Linked DNA regions of Homo sapiens: region 2 is linked to region 1. A link is an interaction called in ENCODE POLR2A ChIA-PET data of the cell type or tissue named here. Cell type or tissue: GM12878. All regions are shown on one strand. Links, peaks and the distances in the headings refer to the core of each region. The heading gives the core; the rest is flanking DNA.

Region 1 (4,395 bases), core at 125-4,124:
TATAGTCCAGGATGGTGTAAACATATCTATGTCTCAGCTTCAAAGGAGGCTGGGGAAGCAAGTATCTGCCACGGTTAGCTTCAGCAGTGGGAAAGCATCTCAATGTGCCATAAGATATCACAGATAGGAAATTCCCGAAACAAAGGAATGCATTTCTGATGCTGAGCAGGCAAAATAATGACATATGCCTATTGCAGAGTGTTTCCAGACTAAAGCTTCATCAAAACATTTTGAGATGTCATGCCTACAACATTTGTGATTTGGTCACCCTAATTTCCTTTTCACTAGCTTGCTGATGAAATAGAAATTGAGGCAGCAGCAATACCATAATCCATCGAACTTAGCATGCCATCAATTGCAAGTCATGCCATTATTTTCTGCATCACTAAAGAAATGCTGCCAAGTGTCCTATGATTTGTTAAAGGAAGAAGAAAACTCTCATGCAAACTTAAAGTAAGCACATCAAAGATTTTATTCAACTTGCTAATTATTAAGAGAACAAGCATAATATTAAACGAGTCCAAATGGGATTTGAGAAGTTGGGTGTATATATAGGTGATTTACTAGATTGTTGGGTTAAATTTGAAGAAAACAAAGCAAAAATCTGATTAATATCAGACAAAGCTATAGCCATATCATTGGGCTTATCCATTTCATGGGATAGAAATGATTTGCATTTCTACTGGACTAAATCTACAATCTAAACTCTACCTCTATAAAATTATAAAATAGCCAAATAGAAAATCAAACCTAGCACTGCACTAAAAATAAATCTCTCTTGTCTATTTCCAAGTTTGGGATAATATTTTGATAGCCTCGATGTTTTCATATTGCTTAAAGCTCTTTTGGGCTTATTTAGAATAGACTTTTAGCATATATCATGCTAAAACATACACTAAATAGAGAATTCTACATATCTACATTCAAAGTCTTATAATTTATTTTTCAACTCAGAATCATTAAAGTTTATAATTTTTCTGTGTATTTCTGTTCCTCATGCTATCAAGAGCATTGGTGATGCATTTCTTCTGAGGATTCCTCTCTTTTCTCTGGAATTTTCTTCCAAGAAGCTGACACCCATTCTGCAACTTTTGATGCTGGAACATCCTTGATTTTTTTCAGGTGTCAACAGAAGATTACAAGGCAAGGCCAACACTCACATTCCTTTCTCAAATGGTCTTAAATGTTTGGGGTTTTTTCGCACCTGTGGAGAGCTTATCCTTTAAATGGCTAAGTTTATGAATGTGCAGGCAATGACAACCACACCATTACTGCTTTCTGGCTGGCAGAGACCATAAGACACCATCAACTGTGAAGAGACATTCCAGTTTGAGAGCTGAGCTGCTATGGTGTAAAACGTGTGTTAGAATTGATGAACTATAGATAGTTGTAGATAGATAGATCTAAATATGTAGATAGGTTATGGTTTGACTTCGTATTACGTGAGTGGATTTTTCTTACCTGTGCAGGTATCAAAATATAGTGCCAGATGAGGCAGAGATTGCTAAATATTCCCAAGATACGTTTTCCCCTTCTTCGTTTTAATAAGGGAGCACTCTTCCCACTGGATTTTAGCAGGACAGTTGCTACCCAGCTAAATGTACATTTCACAGCATCCCTTGCATGAAGGGGTGGCCTTATAACTAAATTTTGGCAAACAGATAGAAGCAGAAGAGATATGTGCAACTTTCACATCTCATTTTTCAAAGAAAGCTTTCACTCCCCACTTCTTTTTTTGCCATTTCCTGTGTGTGTGAGCTGGAATAGAGACTTGGTGCTCCACAGAGGTGGTGAGGGGAGGATGCAATAGAAGAAATTATGTGACTGGATTAACCCATGGGGAAAAGCTTCCACTTGCCTTATTGCACAGGAGAGGAATATATTGTTTGAGTCAGCAGCCCAGCCCATACCCTACATTAATACATGAGGTCCTAGAGGGATGGTGGCTTTTCTAGAATAGTTTGACTTATCTTCTTGACTCAAAGGAAGGGACTCGGTAATTTTAGACTGAGGCAGAGCTGAGGATTTCTGGTGATTAGAAGTCCATACAACTTCACAGACCAAGTCAGCTCAAACTTGAAGTCAATTCAACTTAACCTGAATAATTCTTAAGCCCACCAGCTGTTAGTGCTGGAGAAAGGTTTTGTTTTGTTTTGTTTTGTTGTTTTGTTTTGTTTTACATTTGTCCTCAATTTTACCATTCCAATGGGCACATGCCATGTGATAGGAGCCCCAGGAAGGGCTTATACTTACTAGTCCTCAATTTTCAGTTCTCATGGTCAAAGCAGGCAAGAACTCAAGTCAGGCTATGGAAAGGAGAAGCAGTCAGCGAGAAACGAGAGTTGAGAAGGACTCCTCTGATAATGAAAACAGATCATTATAGAGCTGCAATTCATCCTCTAACTCACCCGGCACACAGCTGCCGTCCAGGGTGGCTGAAGGAAACATGGACAGTCAGCCCACCATGAATTGAGCTAAGATGCCCAATGGCTCACAAATAGGATCTGCAGGAGAACCTCAAGTCACCAGTGGGAGACCTTATTCACCACAGGGGACCCAGATGGGTCATGTGGAAATAGGACACACACACACACAACTCCTATTCAAGACAAGTTTTCTACTGAAATATAGAAATCAATTGGCCATGTATCTGGCCAAATAATTTCTCTTTTAGCTGTATGTCCTAGAGGAAATCTCGCATGTGTGTTCAGGGTCATGTAGATAAATATGTTCACTGTACCTTTGCTTATAACAGTAACAATGATAATTACAAATAATCTAATTGTCCATCAAAAGGGAACACTTAAACAAAATTTGGAATATTAATACAATAGATTACTACATAGAAGTTAAAATGAATGAGGTTTTTTAATTAACAAAGATCTCAAAAGCATGGCAACGAGTAAAAATAAATTTGCAGAACAAAACACATAGCATATAACTTATATAAATAAATGATATGTACGGTTTGCTGGTTAATTAATGCATAGTTAAAAAAATAAAGGATACATAGCAACTTCATGACAGTAATTACCTTCAGGAAGAGGTATATGACGCGGTTTGGGATGAACAAAGAGATTTCAACTTTCTCTATAATGTTATATTCCTTTTATTTTGAACATTGGGAGAAAATGGGAAAATATGCTACATTTGGTCATTCTGAGTAGTAGTGGGTAATTGGTACAACAGTGCCTGCTATGTTACTTTCTGCATTGTTTAGTTCTTTCAAAGCTTTTTAGAAAAGAAAGTTAAGTAAAGGAGGTAAGATTGGGGAGTATGTGTGAAGAAGGAGAATTTCAGCTTTTGCTCTGATATTTTTGTAATAGGATGTTGAATGGGATGTAACTGCTATTTTAAAATCCATAACTTAGGCCTAAAGCTGAGTAAGTACCAAGAAGTGCTAACGACCTTACTTTCTACAGAGAACAATCAACTTTGAAGGTCCAGATTCATCCTCTAGGGTATACAGAGAGGCAGATCGGCCCCACCTCAGTTTGCCCCTCATCTCTACCCAGCAGATAATGAGAGAAGCTCGAGCAAGTGGCAGATGGCTTGGGGGAAGTGCTGAGGCTGTCCCCTCCCTTGTCCTTCAGCCTTCATCACCCAGGAAATGTGATGGGGGTTTGGACTGGGAGAACCTGCCAGAACTGGAAACTGGCATCTCAGTCTGCTTGAGCACTGAACTTGGAGATACTGAGCCCATCCCAAGTGTGGCAGAGGAGAATTAGAGGGGAGGCACAGGAGGACTCTGGCATTTTTTCCTTTCTCAGCTGGGCTCAGTTCTCTGTTGCTGCCCCAGCAGCTCTTCTCCCTTGGATTCTTTTCCTCTTGTTCCTGGTTACAAATCGCAGCCAACTGGCTCCCAGAACCCTTTGCCCTGTTCAAAGACACAGGTCCTTTCCATTAACTAGTATTGGTGATATGGTTTGGCTGTGTCCCCACCCAAATCTCATCTTGAATTCCCACGTGTTGTGGGAGGGACTTGGTGGGAGGTAATTGAATCATGGGGGCAAGCCTTTCCCATGCTATTCTCATGATAGTGAATAAGTCTCATGAGATCTGATGGTTTTAAAAAGAGGAGTTCCTCTGCACAAGCTCTCTTTTCTCTTGTCTGCTGCCATGTGAAACGTGTCTTTCACCTTCCACCATGACTGTGAGGCCTTCCCAGCCACATGGAACCATAAGTCCAATAAATCTCCTTCTTTTGTAAATTGCCAGTCTCGGGAATGTCTTTATCAGCAGCATGAAAACGGACTAAAATGGTAAATTGGTACCAGTAGAGTGGGGCACTGCTGAAAAGATGCCCAAAAATGTGGGAGTGACTTTGGAACTGGGTAACAGGCAGAGACTGGAACAGTTTGGAGGGCTCAGAAGACAGGAAAATGTGGGAAAGTT
Region 2 (4,395 bases), core at 304-4,303, 300 kb before region 1:
AACTGAGGTGTAGAGCAAGGGTGGCCTGCCCAATGTTGGAAGAAGTAGAACCAGGACTCAAAACCCAGGCCTTGGATATCCTGTGTCACGGGACATGGGGAGTCGGAGATGGTAGATGAGATGAATGGCTAAAAGGGGCTCTGTGTGGCCCAGGACAGTGTCCACACAGTGCAGTAATCCCTCACTTTATCCACTCATTTGTTCAACTCATATTTCATATGCTTAGTTTTCTACAGGCACTGGTAGTTAAAAAATGAGTAAAGTGGCCGGGCGCGGTGGCTCATGCCTGTACTCCCAGCACTTTGGGAGGCAGAGGCGGGCTGATAACGAGATCAGAAGACCGAGACTATCCTGGTTAACATGGTGAAACCCCATCTCTACTAAAAATAGAAAAAATTAGCCAGGCGTGGTGGCAGGCACCTGTAGTCCCAGCTACTCAGGAGGCTGAGGCAGGAGAATGGCGTGAACCCAGGAGGCGGAGCTTGCAGTGAGCCAAGATTGCGCCACTGCACTCCAGCCTGGGCAACAGAGGGAGACTCCTCTCAAAAAAAAAAAAAAAAAAAAGAGTAAAGCACCATTCCTCTCCTCCATGAGCTCATATTTGCCAGGCCTATTTTTCTACAAAGTTTATTTTGAGCATCTACAAAATCAGCAAGTGTGCCTCATCTTTCACTAGGCTCATGACTCTTGTGGGTTTTTGTGAACATGCAGTTTCTCAGTCGGCAGGTCTGGCGTGGGCCTGCGGCTTTGCATCAGAAATGTAATGCTGTGGGTCCTGGCTCACTTTGAGGAGCAAAGATCTGCTCTTCAGAGGCAGGTTTGGGTTTTTTGTTTGTCTGTTTGTTTGCGTTTTAGAGATGGAGGTCTCGCTCTGTCACCCAGGCTGAAGGGCAGTGGCATGATCTCAGATCACTGTAGCCTCGACCTCCTGGGCTCAAGCGATCCTCCTGCCTCAGCCTCCTGAGTGGCTGGGGTCACAGACATGTGCCACCACACCTGGCTAACTTTTTAAAAAAATTTTTGTAGAGACAAGTTCTCACTATGTTGGCCAGGCTGGCCTTGAACTCTTGGGCCTAAGTGATCCTCCCACCTTGGCCTCCCAAAGTGTTGGGATTACAGGCTGGAGCCACTGGACCCCGCCCAAAGGCAGTTTCTACTTGGGTCTCTCTAAGTCAGTCCCACCATGTCCTCTCCCATTGGACATACCTGGAGGATGCTTCTAAAGGGACCAATGCCATGAGAAATGACTTTGCTTACTAAATGGCCTTCTGGATTCAGTGCTTCTGAGAAACCATCTTGGACTAGATGGGGCCTCTTGGGAGCCCAGCCATGGGTGCATAGGGGGCTTTCTGAGCCCTTTCTCTAGATTCCACAAGGGTTCCACATGTCACTGCCTTCACTTCACTGTCACAGAAGTGGCTTTATGGTGCTTTGTCTGTGGAAAGTACTTAGCTCTGGAAAACCACACTTGTTCATGTGAAACCTGACTAATGACAGGAACTGGACATGAGCTGGCCATTGAATTTGCTCAGGATGGTAGGATTTTCACCAGGGAGCATCCCAATGGAATCCATTCGTTTTGCTGGGCCAAAGTCAACAGGAAAATGAGAAAATTTTCCCAAATTAGGGCACAGCCCTTTCCCAATGCTGTTGAGGTGACTGCCCACCACTATGTTTAAATGCAACTTCCTTTTTGTTTTTTCAGTTTGCAGTTACTACTGATACTGCTAAATTATAGTTTGTGTACATGCACGTTTTATTCCACATGTGTAGGTGTCAGACATTTCACTAACCCAACATTTGGTGTATCTGCTGGCACATTGAGACTAAGAACTGGGAGGATACACAGTACAGGGGAATGGTTGACGTTAATTCATAGGTTGCTTTGTTTCTGTCTCAGTAAGGAAACAGGCTGCTATAGTAACACATTTTTGGGGTTTTATCTCATGGGGAAAGCAGAAAATTGCCTGTGTGAATAGCTCCACCCAGTAATTATTCACAGAACTTCAGGTATTGAAACTCACCATTTCTGTGGTTTATATTAATGGCTTCTGTAAAGTTAAAAAAAAATTAAAATACATTTCACTTTCACTCTGCCAAAGCAAGCAAACAGCCACAGGAAGGACCAAACTAAGTAGATAATTTATTTCAGATTCTTTAAATAAGGGAAAAGAACATGCAAGTCAAGGCCCTGGAACCTTCAGGAACAAGATTTACCACATTTAAGTGGTACAAATTTAAAGGCACTGGAAATACAAGAGGGAGAAAACAGAGAGGGGCCTGACCTCGGGTAATGTAACAGGGGCAGCATGGAGATAAGAAACAACTTGACAAGTAAGTTAATTACTAAGCTCACGTCCTGATTAGGACTGCGGAGGAAATAACAGGAAATGTACTAAAGAATAAAACAGGACACCACCTTCTTTGGGTAGGGTGGCCAAGACAGACCTCCCTGAGAAAGTGACATTTAAGCTGTGACCGGTAGGAGGAAAAAGAACAAGAGGGCATGTTCTCTTTCTCTAGCAATGTAGTTAATGTCTACAAAAGGGTAGAATAGATAATTTACTACTTCTCTGGCTAAGCCAACTTCCCACCTACTTCTCGGTGCCAGGGAACTAACATTTAAGGGTTTTGTGCAGGAGCTTTCTTAACCTGCAGTGCTGTGAGATGGGTTGATCTTCAGAATAGGAAGGCAGTTCAGGAGGTTAAAGAATTTGGCCAGGGTTGTACAGAGAGTATAACAGGCAGGCTTGGTTGAGAAATGCGCCACATCAGGAAAAGACAAGCACCGACTGCTTTTATATTTCCAAATAATGAATATCAACAGTTTTGACCAGTGTCTACCTTAGACACACTAGCTGGAGGGGAAAATGTAAAACTGAGTTTTAACAGTATCTCAGGCGCAGTGGCTCACGCCTGTAATCCCAGCACTTTGGGAGGCCGAGGGGGGTGGGTCATTTTAGGTCAGGAGCTGAAGACAAGCCTGGCCAACATGGTGGAACCCCATCTCTAATAAAAATACAAAAATTAGCCAGACGTGGTGGCAGTTGCCTGTAATCCAGCTACTTGGAATGCTGAGGCAGGAGAATTGCTTGAACCCAGGAGGCGGCGATTGCAGTGAGCTAAGATTGCGCCACTGCACTCCAGCCTGGGCAACAGAGCAAGACTCTGTCTCAAAAATTAAATAAATAAATAAAAAATAAAATAAAATAAATAAAAAGGTATCTCAGTGCATCAAATACATTTAGCATGACTCAGTGATTTGTAGTCTTGTCTGATTGTTACAGTGTTGGTCTCATCTCTCTCCATCCTATCTATGTCTTAGGCCTAGCAACACTGATGTTGGTGCCTGGGGCAGGTGATAGAGGAAGGAGTTACCTGTGTGTTTGCCTGTTTGTCAGTGGTGGGCAGATTGTCTTGGCTCAGTCTCCTCTTCTGTTGTTTGACCCACAGAAAATGTGCTACCTCTTGGTTGCATAGGTGGGCTTTCCTCTGGGTTCGTGGATTGGTTCTTTGGCTGGTAGTGGTGAAGGAGGGAACTCACTGAAGCACCTGTCCACCCTCACTGCACATGTGAAGTCCGCCCCTCAGTCCATTTCACCACCGTCTCTTTTCACCATCCTTGATGGATGGGTTTTGGAGTGACCATATCATGATGGCCTAGGTCTCAGCTACTTTCTACACTATTTTCTTGATTGACCTACATGGAGAAAGTTTCTATCTTTGTTCCTCCATTGAGTGGTAAGAAGCCAAGCTGTCTTCCCTGACCCCTCAACCTCCCATTCACCCTTTCTGCTCCACTTTCTCCCATACCCTTGCATCATCAGGCTATCTGTCAGTTCAGTGGTTTAGTGCTCAGCTGAGCCAGGACCTGACTAAGATGGGAGGTTGAGGGAAGTGGTGGTGGTGGTGGGGTGGGGTGGGGCAAGTCAGGAGTCACTGATTGCACAGGAAGGGAACTTTCTATTCTTTTCTCTCATTTCCTTAATAAAGACGAGAGAGAAGTCATCATAAAGGTGCTGTTGGTTCACTCCCTCTTAGAAACTCTGTGGCACGGTGTGGCACCTTCTGTTCTTAGCTATGAGCAATCTTTCCAACCTTGCATTGGGTTGGATTGGTGGAGGGAAGGGGGCTCCCCAATCTGTACCTCACATTCTTATGTTCTAGAAAGTAGGTGGCAAAGCCAGGATTTAAATCCAGGCTATGTGGCCCCAAAGCCCATGACCTTTTCTCTACGTAGCGCCATCTCCGCTATGTACTATATTTTAGAGTGGAGCATGCTTTGAAAAAAAATTAAATTTCCAAGCCAAGAAAAAGAGTACAAGGGAGTGTGGGGATGGGGGTGAGGTGGGTGGATATTTTTTAAGTCTTTGCACAAAATTTAGGTAGAAGAAA

Evidence for each region. Peaks named below come from ENCODE experiments on the same cell type or tissue, not always from the same donor. Only the 100,000 strongest peaks of a DNase experiment are listed, where the experiment ranks them.
Region 2: POLR2A ChIA-PET joins it to region 1 with 6 read pairs; 2 of 35 experiments call an interaction of 5 or more read pairs at or near these places.

What each region holds. Positions count from the first base shown.
Region 1 is chr2:37,547,738-37,552,132 of GRCh38, reverse strand. No RefSeq gene overlaps it. Among named protein-coding and RNA genes, the nearest start is that of LINC03063, 13 kb to the left of the region's middle. In GM12878, for the core only: no CTCF peak of the experiment used is centred there; a DNase peak (open chromatin) is centred at 2,341; H3K4me3 peaks cover 539 bases; H3K27ac peaks cover 2,789 bases.
Region 2 is chr2:37,849,602-37,853,996 of GRCh38, reverse strand. The region is part of intron 2 of PIRAT1 (PU.1 (SPI1) induced regulator of S100A8 and S100A9 alarmin transcription 1); the gene reads left to right. Among named protein-coding and RNA genes, the nearest start is that of PIRAT1, 24 kb to the left of the region's middle. RefSeq lists a silencer at 264-313. In GM12878, for the core only: a CTCF peak has its summit at 1,985; DNase peaks (open chromatin) are centred at 1,441, 1,936 and 2,336; H3K4me3 peaks cover 330 bases; H3K27ac peaks cover 2,077 bases.